2 separate regions of the Homo sapiens genome follow, and region 2 is linked to region 1. A link is a loop called in an ENCODE intact Hi-C map of the cell type or tissue named here. Cell type or tissue: dorsolateral prefrontal cortex. All regions are shown on one strand. Each heading gives the region's core, and the rest is flanking DNA. Links, peaks and the distances in the headings are about the cores only. Region 1 overlaps FREM2 (FRAS1 related extracellular matrix 2). Region 2 overlaps FREM2 (FRAS1 related extracellular matrix 2).

What was found. Hi-C counts contacts between places; a loop is a spot of excess contacts. Peaks named below come from ENCODE experiments on the same cell type or tissue, not always from the same donor. Only the 100,000 strongest peaks of a DNase experiment are listed, where the experiment ranks them.
Region 2: it touches region 1 in a loop (3-fold over the local background); 2 of 110 quality-filtered maps call a loop at or near these places.

Annotation. Positions count from the first base shown.
Region 1 is chr13:38,867,722-38,876,069 of GRCh38, forward strand. FREM2 (FRAS1 related extracellular matrix 2) reads left to right here. Exons shown (of 24, transcript NM_207361.6): 17 at 5,021-5,213; 18 at 6,761-6,865; 19 at 8,301-8,348. Among named protein-coding and RNA genes, the nearest start is that of FREM2-AS1, 44 kb to the left of the region's middle. RefSeq lists a silencer at 5,096-5,185. In dorsolateral prefrontal cortex, for the core only: a CTCF peak has its summit at 5,193 (motif pointing left); DNase peaks (open chromatin) are centred at 5,150 and 6,810; H3K4me3 peaks cover 1,427 bases; H3K27ac peaks cover 2,023 bases.
Region 2 is chr13:38,816,900-38,825,247 of GRCh38, forward strand. All of the region lies in intron 6 of FREM2 (FRAS1 related extracellular matrix 2), which reads left to right. FREM2-AS1 (FREM2 antisense RNA 1) reads right to left here. Exons shown (of 2, transcript NR_146963.1): 2 at 4,785-5,203. Among named protein-coding and RNA genes, the nearest start is that of FREM2-AS1, 6.5 kb to the right of the region's middle. RefSeq lists an enhancer at 7,620-7,809. In dorsolateral prefrontal cortex, for the core only: a CTCF peak has its summit at 5,164; DNase peaks (open chromatin) are centred at 2,372 and 5,022; H3K27ac peaks cover 3,540 bases.

The DNA of each region.
Region 1 (8,348 bases), core at 273-8,272:
GTTCTGATATCCAAGGGCAGGAAAAGAAGAGTGTCCCAGCTCCGAGAAAGAGAGAGAGATAATTCACAACCACTCTTTGAGATAAGTACTATTTTTGTCCTTTTCTTTTCCTTTTTTGTCTATCTAGGCCTCAGCCAATTTGGTGGTGCCCACTTACATTGAGTGAGGATGGGTCTTCCTTACTCAGTCCACGGATTCAAATGCCAGTCTTTTCTGGAAACACTCTCATGGACACACCCAGAAATAATGCTTTACCCACTATCTGGGTATCCCTTAGTCTAGTAAAGCTGACACCTAAAATTAACCATCATAGATGGCGGTCCCATTTTCTTCTACCTTCTTCACTGAGGTTAAGTTTCTACTTTTCCCCTTGCTGTTGATAGTCTCCTACACCCTCACCTCAACATACACGCACATATTATTTACACATAGGTGAGGGAGAAGAAAATAAAAATTAAAGTAGAAGAAATTCAACCCTCTGAGATATTGCCCTAATTTTCCTCCATTAGTTTTGGCTTATAGTGAAGAGAACAAAATATCTAATAATAGTACTAACAATAACAGTAAGCACAATGATAGTTGTAATAGCTTACATTTATTGATTGTTTACTACATGCCTGCCATTCCTCTAAATACTTTGTATATTTCCACTCATTCTAGCCTCACAACAACCCTTTGAGATAAGTACAAGTTTTGAAGCAAAGAGAATTCAAATAACTAGCCCAGGTTCGTGTAGCTTGTACACCTATGCTGTTAAACACATCATAATGCTTATCTGGGCATTAAATTGAATGTGAGTGAATGTGAGAAATGGATATGGTCATGGATGCAATTGCAAGAAAGCCAGGTGAACTTTTTCCTTTGTCCTTGGTACAAGTATGCTGCCTGACAGCATTCATGAAAATACGTGCCAGATAACATCCACACCCACTGTTGGTAAAACGGTGCAAATCCATGTCCTAACAACAGTGGTCTACAGCTTCATCTGAATACAGGCAGATCAGTGTTGAATGCAAGCATATTTCATGAGATGGCACCTGAAGGAAAGCAAAGTAAATGCTTGGTAAATTCTACTTTATACTCTATTTTGGAATGTCATGAGAGCCTTCCAAACTTTTGCATTTCAGCATTAAGGATGGGAAAATGGAGAAAAATAAAAAGCAAACCATCAGCACAGACTCCATGTGCTTCAGAGGCTTCGTGGTTTTATTGACCACCCCAGGAAACAGCCCCTGCAGCAAGCCAGTGCTGACCCAGGTCTGTTTGTCCTCAACAATCCCACAGAGCCCAGGCCAAGCGCCTAGCAGACATTACTTGCCCTCCTCTAGTCCTTTCCCAAATTTGGCATCTCAGCTCAAGGTAATCACTGTGCAAACACATTTTATCAACTGGCAATTGCTTTTGCTAGGAACAACATGATAGAGAATTGATTTTTTAAATGTGTTCTTAGTAGCTAAAGCTACCACCATAAAATATTGCCAAGTCCCTGCATTTTTCTTTGTAAATGAAAATCAACACACTCTGTAAGGGTTTTCTGCCTTCTCCAACCTCCCAATTTCGATTATTTACCTTATTAGTTAACAGGATAGTTATCTGTTAACAGCAATGAAGTGTGATTAACTTTTATGCAGCTAGACTACATCTAGCTTCAGCTATTATTAAAACTATATCTGATTTTGCCATCTCATTTATTTGTACATTCATTCATTAAAGAAATATTCCATGAACACCTACTCTGTGCCAGGGAACATACCAAGTACTCATGAGGACACCAGACATGAAGCTTACGGAGGAACAAAGTCGTTACAAGAGTCAGATCATCACTCATAAAAGTTAAGAATTTTACTTGCCAAGAAAAACAAATTTGGAATTTCTCTAATGATATTTAACTCTAAAATCATTTTAATAGTTTCTAAAATATAAACACAGATAAATAGCAGGAAAAGCAAAATAGAGATGAATTAAATAAATGATTCCACTCTACCTTTGTGTGTGACACCTATTTTGTAAATAAAATTTAAAGTTGTTTGGGTTCACAATAAAAAACACTTTAGATGCAAAATGGTTATTAAAGTTAAATTAAGTTCTTAGAACTATCAGATAGTTTGGTAGTTTTTCTCTTGAAAACAATTTTTTAAAATAATTGAAGACTGCAGATCATTTGATCTTTTATTGTCCTGGCTAGCTGTTTTGCGACATAGAATCTTAACTCTCCCATTTGTTTACAGGTAAACAGCGACTGATAACATCGTTCAGTGTGCATGAATAAGCTACAGAAATGCAACCCCAATCACAGTTTTCACTTAAAACATGAAATTATAATGTACTTATCAGAAGACATAGAATAATTTTGGAAAAGTAAACAAATTTTTTTCTTAGTTGCTTTAGGGAATAATTATGCCTCTTTTTTACTATGTATTTGATTTAGATATATGAAACTTTGAGGCTGGAATATACTTGAGGTCATTTTTCCATCCCATTGTTTTATACTTTGTACACTGATACTCTTTTATATGTAAGCCACTCTCAATTATTTTGCAGGATATATACTTACCCCAGTGTGTAGCAGAATAAATTTGACAGTGTGTTACTTTTTCCATGGTATTTGCATTTTACACTTTCCTTTTAAATATGGAATTTAAAGTATTGCTTGCCTTTGATGAAGAAACTTCAAACAGCAATAGGGACATATGAAATCACTCATTGTGTCTCGGTTTCTTTAAGATTTGACAGATATTTATTTCAGTATAAACAAATACCTCGAAAAGTCCTGTGATACAGGCTGAAAGAAAATTAAGTGCTTTTTAAGTTGACATCTAAATGTTAGAATGATTGCATTGCACTCTTCACTTTTGAAGAAGGTAGGTGATCTAGATGGTCAAGATAGTTTCATTTAGGCTCCAGTTCCTCCAGGTAGAGATTCTAAGTAGACAGAAAGAAGACCTAGCCATGGGTACTAAGAAAATGCAATGGAATGCTGATTCTGTGTCCAAAAATGATCAAGCTCTAGTTTACCACAACATCAAATAAAATCAAATCAGAATTAGTTGGGGAGCTGTACTCCAAGTAACTTATTCATAGGAAGTGAGTATTAGTAATTCCCTCCAAAATAGCATACTCAGTAACATTTGATGGATAGAATATAACATTGGAAAAAATTATTCTTAGCACCTATAAAGCTTAATTGGAAATCTATTCCTAAAACCTAATTATTTTTTAAAATCATGGTTTATTAAAATTGTAAGGTAAAATATTAATCTTAAGGACTAGTGGCATATGGGTTGACTTAGTCACCGTCCATTTCCCTGCACTTCAAAATCAATTGCTCAATGAGGTAATAACAGCCGCCCATAGAAACTACTGTCTCAAAGGACTTTTAATGCAAAGCACCTCTCCTGCTGGCCAGGCTAGCAGGTAAGAGGGAATGCTAACTACTATACTATACAGCTAAGAATGAAATAACTGGTTTGGTTGATGGTTCTTTTCTATATATTTTTATTAGGGATTCAGGTCATCATTTTTGTGACATGAGCAGTTTACTTTTAACTTCATAAGAATGTTCTAAATTATAGTTCTCATGATTTAAATTATTTGCTAACTCATGCCTGTGATTCTTGTTGTGAGCTGTGTGGAAGGAGAACTAGACCATAATCAGACAGCCTGACTCAAACTTCTATGGAGTGTGATCTGACCTAAGTCCTTTCCTCTTGTGTAGAAGAGGCTAGTTGTATTTGTCCTACTATTGTGCAGAGCTATTTTGAGAATGAAATATGATAGCCTTTGTTAGATGACCTTAGGACTGCCTTCATCTTTGTTTGGAATACGATGAAGTAAGACAGAATAGAAAAAAAACATGGGCCAAAAGCTGAGTTCTGATCTTGTCCGAGCCATTCAGGAGGTTTAGAGAATACTGTGGGACATTTACCTTTTTCCTTTGAGTCTTAATTTTATCTTTGTCTCTTTCTATCCGTCATCCATTGACCATCCAACTATCCATCCATACATGCAAAATAATTATGGTGGAGAGTGAAAATATTAAATAGTGTTTATTCAGAAACTAGTACAGTTTCTGAAATATGGTAAGTACTCAATATATAAATATTAGTTTATCCTCCACTATTCCCAACCCATCTGCTAAACACCAGAAGGAGGAAAGTATAAAATTCAAGGCAAGACACTTCATTTCAACTAATTATTCTTGAGATATTATAAATGTTATATGTTATTAGTAAATATATTTGCTTCCAGATCTATGTTTCATATTCCCTTAATAAAAAAGTAGCTCATAGCAGCATTTTTTATAATAGCCAAAAACTGGAAACAACCCAAATGGCCATGAAGTGATAAATAGATAAATGAAATGTAATATGTGCATACAATGGGCTGCAATTCATTAACAGGGGAATTAAGTATTGAAACGTGCTCAAACATGGATGCACCTTGAAAACATTATGCTAAATGAAAGAAATCTATCACAAAAAAACACATTTTGTATGATTCCATTTATATGAAATGTCCAGGATAGACAAATACATAAAGACCTAGTGGTTTCCAGGGACTGACGGGGAGGAGGGATTGGGGGTGACTGCTAATAAGTACAGGCTTCCTTTTGGAGGTGATGAAAATCTTCTAAAATTGATTGTGTTGGTTGCACAGCTCCTTAAATATACTAAGAACCATTGAACTGTTTACTTTAAATAGGTGAATTACATGGTATGTAAACTATCTTCATAAAACTGCTCTAAAGAGGATTTTGTAAGTATAGTATGCTCAAAATAATGCACTGTCTTAAGGATTTCTGGTACATATCCTTTGTTGCCAATGAAGGTAATTAGTAACAACTATTTAATCGATCCAAAATTAAGTGAGGGGAAAATAGTGTTATAAAATGCTGTCATTTCCTCTTCTCAATGATTACTCAAAATCTTCAGTTAAGCGAAAAGAGAAAATGGCTTGTACAAAATTAGGCCCACTTAGTTAACACTGAGTCATGTTGATTGATGTAATTTTGTTGTTTTAGGTCCTAAACCTAGTGCAGTCCTATGTGACCCTTCGAGTCCCTCTGTATGTTTCCTACGTGTTCCATTCCCCCGTGGGGGTAGGAGGCTGGCAGCATTTTGACTTGAAGTCAGAGCTTCGTCTAACTTTTGTGTACGACACCGCCATCTTGTGGAATGATGGAATTGGCAGCCCCCCAGAGGCTGAACTTCAAGGTGAGTTCAGAAGACTTGGAAAATTCTATAGTTTTGTAACCTATTTAAACTATTTAAGACGATTTTTTTTTGCCATTGCTAAAAGTAGTACTAGCAAATTTCAGTATATTTTCATTTTCTATCTATAATAAGATAATTTCACCTTTTTCATCAAAAAACTCTTTAAACCATATTAGGGCTTTAAATTTTGTGCAATATGTGATTATTAAATATGACTTTATATATTTCATGGATATTTTATCCTTGCGATCTATTTTAGGTGATTAATTATTTATGTGTTACATAACACAACATATATATTTTTCTGAATTCTAGAAAATGGATAGAGGAAGCTCCAACGAAAGCAAGAAATGACCAAGGGAAAAAGTTACACATTTTTATTTCTGAAAAAAAGAGGTGCATTTAAATTAAATACAAATTATGGCCTGAATTCTAGTCATGACTCTACAACTAACTAGCTGTGAGATCTCAAGCATATTGCTTAACCTTTCTGGGACTTAACTTTTTCTGAATGATAGACACAACTTCTAATATCTCTTTCTGATGTAAAATTCTATTACTCTGGGGTACTTTAGTTGAATGTCTGCGAACTCGGATTGTGAATGCCACTAGTTCGAGTTCGCGAGCATTTGCAAAACTTGGTTTCAATCTCCATGTTAGACTCATAGTTCAAAGTCCACAAGCATCAATCTAATCCATTAGTAGGACGAGTGCTTTTTCTTTTTCAGACATGTATTACTGTTCCGATTCCACAAACATCCATAGTGTCATGCCAGTACTGCATTTTACTAGCCAGCAGGAAAACAGAGTTAATAGTGCACCTCAAATGTAAATCTACTCTCTTAAGTGGATTAAAACCTATTTATGCTCTGTTCATTTTGTTGTTGTCTTTTTTTCTCCATGTTTCATTTTGAATAGTTTCTATTTTAGAGCTATGTGACAGGTAATATGATAACCCTGAGTTATGATTCCAAATTATTTCAAATGTTTTAAGTCCGTGTCTTGTTTTAGAAGATGTATATTTAAGTTAATCTTAATGAGGATTTTTCTGTGGTTCCCAACCTCCACATAGGATCTCTTGTTTCCATCTGATTTCTGGAGCCAAATTTTATCAAACTGCTAAATTTCTTGGGAAAGCTTCAGAGGTTTCTTTAAGTCTATAAAATTAGGAATAATTCTGGATAACTCAAACCTATTTCTATTTACATGTCCGAATCTCCATCATTTTGACAATTTTGTCATGCCTCTCAATTTACAGCTTCATTTTTATAAACTCAGATTTTAAAAAAACTTGGTCTATTGTAAGTAATCTGTGTATTTCATAGTGACTTCACTCATGTTACTTAATAATTCATTTTGGCTCCCTTTTCTGCTTAGAAAAGAAAATGAAGATACTTCTGCCTCTGTTATTCAGAATTCTTCTGATAATACCCTTTGCCCAGAATGTTTAAAGACAAGTCAAACCTGAATTAATTTTTGGAAGGAATCTGTACATAAGGGGTCTCTGGCTACATATATTTTCATTCTTGGTACTCTCCCCATTATAGGTTCTCTCTATCCAACCAGCATGCGCATCGGTGATGAGGGGCGCTTGGCCGTGCACTTCAAGACAGAGGCTCAGTTCCATGGCTTATTTGTGCTGTCACATCCCGGTAAGCCCCGTTATCTTTTAACAACCACTCCTCACACAAAAAGGAGGTAGATTTTCCATCTTCACACATTTCAGCGTGCTTCTCTGTTACCACTGAAGCCCTTAATCTCAAATGAATTGTACATGTGGGATTATCTCCATGAGAGCTTGATAATTGTTCAGCTTCACCTCATAATCCACAAAATTATCATTATGCAGACTTTCAGAGAAAATGCAAAATAATTAGAGTAAAATTAAAAGGAAACCCTATTGAGTTCATTTTAAGTAAAGTTTTCCTTAAAGAGCATAGGAATAATCATTTCTTTCTCTGCTTTGCTTCCATTGTACAAATCGAATTGCAGATGATTCATTCAGCAAGCACTTCTCTTTTCACAGCTTTTTGCTAGGTACTGTGAGAAACCCTTTTAATAGGGTCAGAGGAGGTACTTCACTTTCATATTTAAGTTTTGGACATGTTAATTATGTTTAATAAGTATTGGCTATGCAATTTTACTAACTGTGATTCGCTGTGCTTTGAATATCAACAAGGCAGCAGTCGATAAAATCCCACGTCTAACTTCATTTGTTTTTTGTTTTTTTTTAACAAGGACATTTCACTAGAAAGAGCTTATTTTTTATTTGACTCTCCATATTACCAGTTTAGTAACATGGAGAGTCAAATAAAAAATAAGCCATTTTTCTGCCAGCTTATATTAGATTGGGAAAGGGAAAATAGTTCACTCAACATCTTTATAGCTTTTCTTTTTCTGGACTTGAACTCTAACAAAAGAGAATAGGGCTGAATAATTAGGAAGAGAAAGAGGCTTCATTGTATTTTTATGGAACTGAGCTACAAGAAAGAAAGAACCCAAAAAAATCATTTTGCTTTATTGTATTTGACAGTTCTGGAAAATGAGGATTTTCTGGTCTATACAGTTTTCTTCTACATGCCTACCTTTCTAATAAACTGAATCTTTGTGTAGCCATGATTGCAGGCAATCTAACTAAAATCAGACTCCATTCATAAATTGGGTTTGCCCAGCTGTGTGGATACTAATAGACTATTTTAAGTTCAGCTCGTAACTTCAGTGCACAATAAATGCATTCACATCACCCTTTATTGTGCTGCTGTGACTCCCCAGAAAGTAGCTCTGAACAATTTGAGCATTTCTGTACAATTATCTTTTGACAAAACTATAGAGCAGAAACAGTACTGAAGTAGGAATCAGAAAGTCACATCCTAGCTGTGTGATCTTTGGAAAGTCACACAGTCACTCACAGCCCAGTTTCTTCATCTGCCAGAGGAGGATAATTATACTAACCATGACTGCTTTGCAGCCTTCTTATAAAAACAGAAGCAAATAATGTATGATCATTTATTTTGAAAACTCTAAACTGTTATGCACTCTTTTAATTGAACCACTATATCATTATTATAATTACTGGCACTTTCCTAGCATCCTTTACAAGCTCAGTGATCATGTCAGCTGATCATCCAGGCCTGA
Region 2 (8,348 bases), core at 186-8,185, 51 kb before region 1:
ATCAGTAGCATTTCTATATGCTCTTAGTGAACTATCTGAAAAAGAAATCAAGAAAACAGTTTCATTTACAATAGCTACAAAAAAGATACCTAGTAATAAATTTAGTCAAGGAGGTGAAAAATCTTTATACTGAGGCTATAAAACTTTGATGAAAGAAATGTAAAATAATACAAATACATGGAAAGATATCCTATATTTGTGGATTGTAAGAATTAATGTCATAAAATGGCCAAACTACTCAAAGCGATGTACAGATTAATGCAATTCCTATCAAAATGCCAATGGCATTCTTCACAAAAATAGAAATAAACAATTCTAAAATTTATCTAGAACAAAAGACCCAAAACAACCAAAGCAATCCTGTGCAAAAAGAACAAAGCTGGAAGCTTCATACTACCTCACTTCAAAATATACTACAAAGCTATAGTAAGTACAGAACAACATGGTGCTGGCATGAAAAACAGACACATAGACCAATGGAATAGAATATAGAACCCAGAAGTAAATTTACACACCTACAACCAACTGATTTTCAACAAATGTACCAAAAATACATGTTGGGGAAAAGACAATCTTTTCAATAAATGGTATTGGGAAAATTAGTTTATCTACGTGCAGAAGAATGAAACTAGATCCCTACCTCTCACTATATATAAAAATCAACTCAAAATGGATTAAGGATCTTAGTGTAAAATCTGAAGCTAACAGAAGAAAACATAGGAGAAACACATCAGAGCATTGGGCTGGGCAAGGACTTTTTAGATAAGACTTCAAAAGGATAGTCAACAAAAGGAAAAATAGGCATATAGGATTATATCAAACTAAAAAGCTTTTCCATAGCAACAGAAACTGTTAAGAGAGTGAAGAGACAACCTACAGAATGGGAGAAAATATTTGCAAACTATAGATGCGAAAACGGGTTAATATCTAGAATATATAAGGGACATAATAGCAAAACAACAATAACAATATTAATCAAAAATGGGCAAAAGGCCATTTTTCAAAATAAGACATACAAATGACAAACAGGTATATAAAAAATGTTCAACATTGCTAACCATCAGAGAAACACAAACCAAAACCAAAATAAGATACCATCTCACTTCAGTTAGAATGGCTATTATAAAAAAAGACAAGTGTTGGTGAGAATGTGGAGAAAAGGGAACACTGACGTACTGTTGGTGAGGTTGTAAGCTAGTACAGCCATTATGGAATACAGTATGGCGGTTCCTCAATTAACTAGAAATAGGATTCCCATATTATTCAGCAATCCCACAGTTGAGTATTTACTGAAAATATTTGAAATCCATATGTTGAAGAGGTATCTGCATGCCCATGTTTATTGCAGCACTATTTACAATAGCTAAGATATGGACTCAACCTAAGTATTCAACAATGGATGAATAGATGAAAAAATGTGGTATAAAAACCCAACAGAATACTATACAGTCATAAAACATAATGAAATCCTATCATTTGAGACAACATGGGTGAACCTGGAGGACACCATGTTAAGTGAAATAAGCCAGACACAGAAAGACAAATACCACATGATGTCACTCATATGTGGAATCTACAAAGGAAAAAAAGTTGATATCATTGAAGCAGAGAATAGAACTGTGGTTATCAGAGATTGGGAAAAGGAGAAAGGAGAGGTAGATGGAGAAAGGTTGATTAATAGGTACATGTTACAATTACATAGAAGGAATAAATTCCAGTGTTCTATTGCACAGTAGTGTGACTATGGTTAACAATAAAATATTATATATTATAAAAAAGCTGACTGGACATGATGGCTCATGCCTGTAATCCCAGCACTTTGGGAGGTTGAGGCAGGTGGATCACCTGAGATCAGGAGTTTGAGACCAGCCTGGCCAACATAGTGAAACCCCGTCTTTACTAAAAATACAAAAATTAGTGGGGCAGAGGTTGCAGTGAGCCAAGATCGCACCACTACACTCTAGTCTGGGCAACAGAGCAAGCCTCCGTCTCAAAAAAAAAATGCTAGAAGAAAGGCTTTTGAGTGTTCTCATCACAAAGAGATAATGCATGATGTGCTGGATATACTAACTACCCTTATTGTGTCATTATACAATACAGAAATATATCAAAACATCAAGTTGCACCTCATAAATATGGGAAATTACAGAGTGTCAATTAAAAAACAAATTTAAAAACAAAGAAGAAGGCAAATGAGCAAAGATCAGAGACTGCTGTAGTGGGTTTGTTAGCAATAGGAGTCCATTTGACTCAACCTGTTATGGCCAGAACCTCCAAAGGCCCTGGCTGCTATGCTGCTGTGCGCTTGCCTGGTCTTTTTGAAACTGTTGATACAATGCACTGCTCACCACAGGAAAAGCATTAAAGAGCTTTGTTCCACTGCACACACACAAGCTTGGCAAGCAGCCACTTGAATTTCTCCTGCTAGTCACATAAAAACATTTCACCACCATTACCAGAAAAGGCAAAGGCTCCAAACTTCTTTATGAGAAAAACTAACCATTTTGTATAATTTACACTGAAGAATGACCTTTCTCCCCACAAGAAAGTGAGCACAGGGAGCTGTGGCAGGACATAGGGCTGGTTCACCCAGAAATGAGCCCTCAAATTCATGGAGTGTAAATTTACAGATATGTAGTCTGCTAGAGTGGTTTTAGGATATCAAGGTTGTGGTACCGATTAGGATCATGCTGTTCACAATATTAAATTAACTTATGTCTTTATTTTTTAGGGCTTTGTAGATATCATATATTTTTATATAATCATAGCTATCATGAACACCTTCCAAGATGTGCTAAATCTTTTACCTGAATTATTTAATACACATATGCACATACACAAATTATGAGCCAAGTTTTATTATGCCTGGGTTTTATCATCTGTGAGTGGTTGGATAACTTGCCCAAGGTCAAACAGCCGGTAAGCATTTAGCCAGCCTGACTAAAGAGACTATGGCATTAACAACTACGCAGCACACTTCATATTATACTAGCAGTAAGTATATTTAATATACACAATGACCTTCTGATTCTACAATGTAATACTCAAAGTTATTATTAGTTATCCTAATAGGGAAGTTTACAAGATGAAACAAGCTATATATACTTTTATAGACATATAGCACCTGAATATTGATAATTGAAATGTCATAGATAATAGAATAACTTGTAAATGAACTATTCTTGTTGATCTTTTATCAATTATAACTCCCCTTGGATCTTTAGCAAAGCTTATTAGTGCAGTCTCAATCTGGTACTTCAATTGGACAAGGAATAGCACTGCTTTTTCCACATCATCTAGCAAATGACCCGGTGAAAATGGTTGCCTTTCTGAAAGATTGCATTTTGGCTCTCTTGTCAAGTCCTCGTGGATAAATATTGTCTTGAGTTTGTTTTGTCTTTTTCCCAGTAACACTATCTGCCTGATTCCCATCTCTTCCAAACAGAAAAGTGAATGCTGGCCATGCAATACTATCTTACAGACATCAAAGAATACATATTTCTGATTTATTACCACTAAAACCCTGGAAGCAGTTTACTAAACATTTATAGGAACCTCAAGATCTCAGTCACAGAAAATTCCATTTTAGTGTTAAAAATCACATAAATCTGAGAAGCAGCTTCTCAGATACTAGACTTCAGAATTTGTAAATTTAAAACTATTAAAATGAATTTTATAATAAAAACCAATAAAATACACAAAAAGTTGATTAAATGGAAAAGATCTCTTACTAGATACTATTGTTGTGATCAAAAAGTCCTAATTATTTGCTGGCCAGAGAGGTCTGGCATATCTTTTTATTGAAATCATAAAACATACAGAAAATGCTGAAAAGCCAAACATGGCAACTTGGCTGAAAACAGAGCACTTCAAAGTCTTGGCCTGCATGCCTCAGTGATGTAAAGAGAGGCCAGCATCTGTGAAATGCTGCCATGGACTTGCAGGGCTATGATTATTTTAAGTCTAGAAAATGCACTATGCACCTATGGTCTACTGTTGAAAACATGTACCTCCATTACTAAACAGACAGCAGCATCTCCACGTATGGTATTAGAATGAAATATTAAGAAAACATTTTGTAATAGATGTACTATTTTCTGACATTGGTGGATATACCAGTGGTCACTGTAGAGATGTGAAACTTGCTAGTTTGCTTCTTTATAAAACCAGAAGTAGTTGTCTCATTAGGAGTCCTTATGGTGTCCCTATGTTCTCTGTGAACCTTCCTTCTCTTTGTAGATAAATGTTACCTTTCAGAGGGAACAGATAGGTGTTATGTTTTCCTTGAGAAATAGGCCTTCATCCTGTCTGACTGGACATCAGATCTTCTTTTCCCTGATTTATTCCTGTGTTGTAAATCTTATACATTTTTTTTTTGTAATTGGCCTAAAATCTTCCTTAAATTATGTAGAGAACCTTACACTGACCTAGAAAGATACAAGATTGCCCAGTCAAATATAGTGCTATTGTTATTTGACAAACAGTAAAGTATGTGACAAATAATCACAATAATAATTTATATTGAAATTTTAAACATATAGCTAAAACTAAAAATGCCTTCTTTCTCTAGGCCATTTGTAACCATTTGAAGCACTTAAAATGATGGATGAAGCTTTTCCTTCATACTACTGGAGAAATAAATCATCTTTTTTTCTCTTTTTTCTAAGAAACAGGTCTTTTTTCTGTCTCTCTGAAACAGGCGTTTGAAATAATTTGAATTCACACATTTATTCATTTAAAACACACACCTAACATCTCTCATGTTTCCAGATGCTGTGCGAGGGTAGAGGGCATAAGGATTTGTCCTGGCCTCACTTCACGTGCTTATAGGCCCCTGCTAAGTGGCGGGCAGTCTCCAGGACATTAAGGACACAGTGGTGAAAGACACTAGCCCAATCTATAGAGAACTTCGAGACGGAAATAGACAAACAGCTCCAACAAGGCAAAGGGTAAGTCCAGGCTCCCCATGCAGTGACGGCTTTCAGAAGGTTCTCTCACTTGGCCTCAGGCTCCCGGAAGGCCAGTTCTCTTCCACACAAAGAATGGAGGAGTCTGAATCATTGAGTGGGCAGCCAGTAAACTGATGCTCAGAGTCACGTGTCTTTTTAGGCTGTGACAGTCTCTCCATTGTGAAGACAACTGCACTATTTGGGATGAGCCAAGTTACAGTACAATTCAGCAGTTCCTGAGTTTAAACACATTCCTGTGAAAAGAAATAAAACAGCTGATAGATCTTTACTCGTGTGTACCTTTTTAAAAAGCAAGAATATAGGTATTGTGAGAGGAAAAAAATAGCTTTCTTTTTACACCTTATAGAGCTGAAATATATCTCAGCTTCAATTTCCCTGAGGGTGTTTCACAAACAATGGGTTTCACAGGCCCAGGAAGTATACTACAGAGCTGAAGCTCTGTGGTCAAAATGCCAACAAGGAGCCCATTCTTTCTTTCTTTTTTTTTTTTTTTTTTTTTTTTAAGAATCACACTTATTCAGAAGGGTAATTTTTGAGAGCACACTCCCTGCCAGAGAAGGCTTTAAAAAGCCAAAGCCACAGTCTTTCACAGTCTCAGTGCTGCAAGATGATCCTATAAATACAAGATAAAATTAGAAGTGGTCTAGGTGTTGCTTTATGCCTGTGGGTCTAGCGTGCACGGTCTGCATCTCATAAACTGGTGGAATGCTGTCTGCGCTAAATAGGGGGTTGAAAACAGTACAGTTTTATAAGTCTTTCCAGGGGATCGCTATCCTCCCAACAAACCTAGCATGCATGTTTTCTGTGATGTTGGTCCTCAACATATATTTTGAAGTTTTTAAAATGACAGTATATCTAAATAGTAATATGTATTCGATCTAGTTCAGTATACTGAGAGGACAAATCAACGCTTTGCAGTAGAAGATGTTAGGTTAGCTCCCTGAGGAAAATTTTATGACTCTGTTCAACACATCCCTTGACATCTCTGTGAAGAAGGAAACTTCATCAAACCCTGTGATGTAATTATGGAAGACACAATGATTTTGTCATGTGTGAAAACTCTTTTTTTCTTCTTCTTTTTAAACAGTGCAAGAAAAGTGATGTAGGCACACATCTTACCAGACTTAATGTCTTAGATTCTGAAAAGCATCAAAACAAATCAGGAGAAAAACTCAATAGATTAGAACACTTAGTCCTTGCCCTACCCTGTTTTATTCCCGCTTATCCCTAATCTTGGTGAATGGTTCTATGAGTACTGGATTCCTTCCTCTCAGTCCTCACCCCAACTCCTTGATTCTACCTCCTTCATATCTCTAAATATTATATCCTTATTATTTTTCCTCGTCTGAACTGCCATCACCTGATCCAAACGAACTTCCTATCTTGCCTGGATTCTTGCACTTGCCAACTAGCTAGGCCGCCTGCTTCCAGTTTGCTCATATCCCACCCCTTTCCACCAGACCATTCATCCTCCAGAACCCTAAATGCACATTTCATCATCATGTTCCCCCCTTTTTTAACACTGAGCACACCTCTCACCTGCTAATTTCTAGGACAAGGCTCCCACCACAAGGTCCTGCATGGCCTGGCCATGGCTCCCTGCTTTCCTTGTTCACCCCATCTCCTCATTCCAAGCAGCATACAATACCACAGCAAACTCTGCAGCCCCCAAACATATGAGGCTGTCTACTTATCTTTAGTTTCTATTTCTGCTTCTACTTGAAGAAAAATTCTCCCTCTCTACCTCCTCATTCATCAGCTGGCTAACTCATATTAATGCCTCAAAATTCAGCTGCCAATAATTAAAATAATAATAATAATAACTTATGGTGACTGAGCACTTTCCATGTGCAGGTAAAGTAGTAACTTTATGGTCATCTTATTCTTCCTTTAAGAGAAAACATTCACAATTAAGCAACAGATAAGAGATGAGAGAAGTACCAGGGGACAGCAGTAATATGGAAAGAAAAGGATGAAGATGCAAGAAAAAAGGTTGTGGCCCATAGTATTAAATTCTTCAACGATAAAGACAAAGATTTGCAATATGCAATTGGGTTTTGCAAAAAGAAGGGCATTGGCCAACTTGGAGAGAGTATTTCTTGAGTGTTTTGGAGAATGAGGCCGTGTTTCAATGAGCTTAAAATTAATGAGAGCTGAGAATATGAAAATAATGGATAGAGCATTTCAAGTGATTATTCAAGTGAAAGGAAGAAAGAAACTTTAAGATCAAATACCGGTGCTTGTGATAGGGGACAGAGTGGTAGTATTGTGGGAAAGATATGTTATGATGATTTTATGTAGAGAAGAAAGAGTGAGGAGAAAGAGACAGTTTTGTCACATAAAGTAGTAAAATTGGGTAGCACAATCTAAGCAATTAGAATTACATCATACAAGGAGAGGCATGATATGCTTATGAAGCCATATTGCTCGGTGTCTAATTCTGGCTCTGTCTTATAAGGTATATGTTCTTGGGATAATTATCTAACCCTTCTCTGCCCCAATTTCCTCATAACGTAACAGCCTGATGAGTTATTCTGGCTCGGTACACAAATAAAGACCGTGGCATTTTAGGAAAGAAAGAGTTTAATTGACACGAGGTCAGCCACACCATGTAGGAGATAGAGTTATTACTCAAATCAGTCTCACCAAAGGCTCATAGGTTAGGGGTTTTCCAAAGGTATTTTGAGGGAAACAGTGGGAGTGGCTATGCAATGGGTGCTTGCTGCTGATTGGTTGGGTCAGAGATGAAATCATAGGGAATTGAAGCTGTCCTCTTGAGCTGAGTTGGTTCTGGGTGGGGCCACAGGAGCCACCAGTTAGCAGCTCTAGGTGGAGCCATGCTGTTAGATACACACAAAACCTGAAAGGATATCACAAAATGCCTATCTACAATAGAAAAGTGATGTTATTTGCAGGAGTAACTGGGGAAGTTACACCTTATCAGAATTCAGACTCCTCTCCTCCTGTAGGCTGGTGGTCTCTCATTAGCTTCATAAAGGCAATTGAGTTTTGGGGAAGGACGGTTTTCATTTAAACTATAAACTAAATCTCTTCCAAAGTTAACCAGCCTAAACCCAGGCAGCTTGAAAGCTAAAGAAAAGGTTGGGGGTGGAGGGGGGCGGCGGGCTAGATCAGATCTCCCTCACTGCCATAATTTTCTCACTGATATAATTTTTTCGAAGATGGTTTCAATAATACTGTCTACCTCATAGGGTTGTTATACAGAATAAATAAGTTAATATATGTAAAGCACTTAGAATACCAATATGTTTAGCTGTCATTATTATTACTGCCAAGACAACTGTGCAATGCTGTGTTTGTTTTCGGTTTTAACTTCTAGACTAAGAACTCTTCGAAAACAAGGGCTGTGTCTTTATC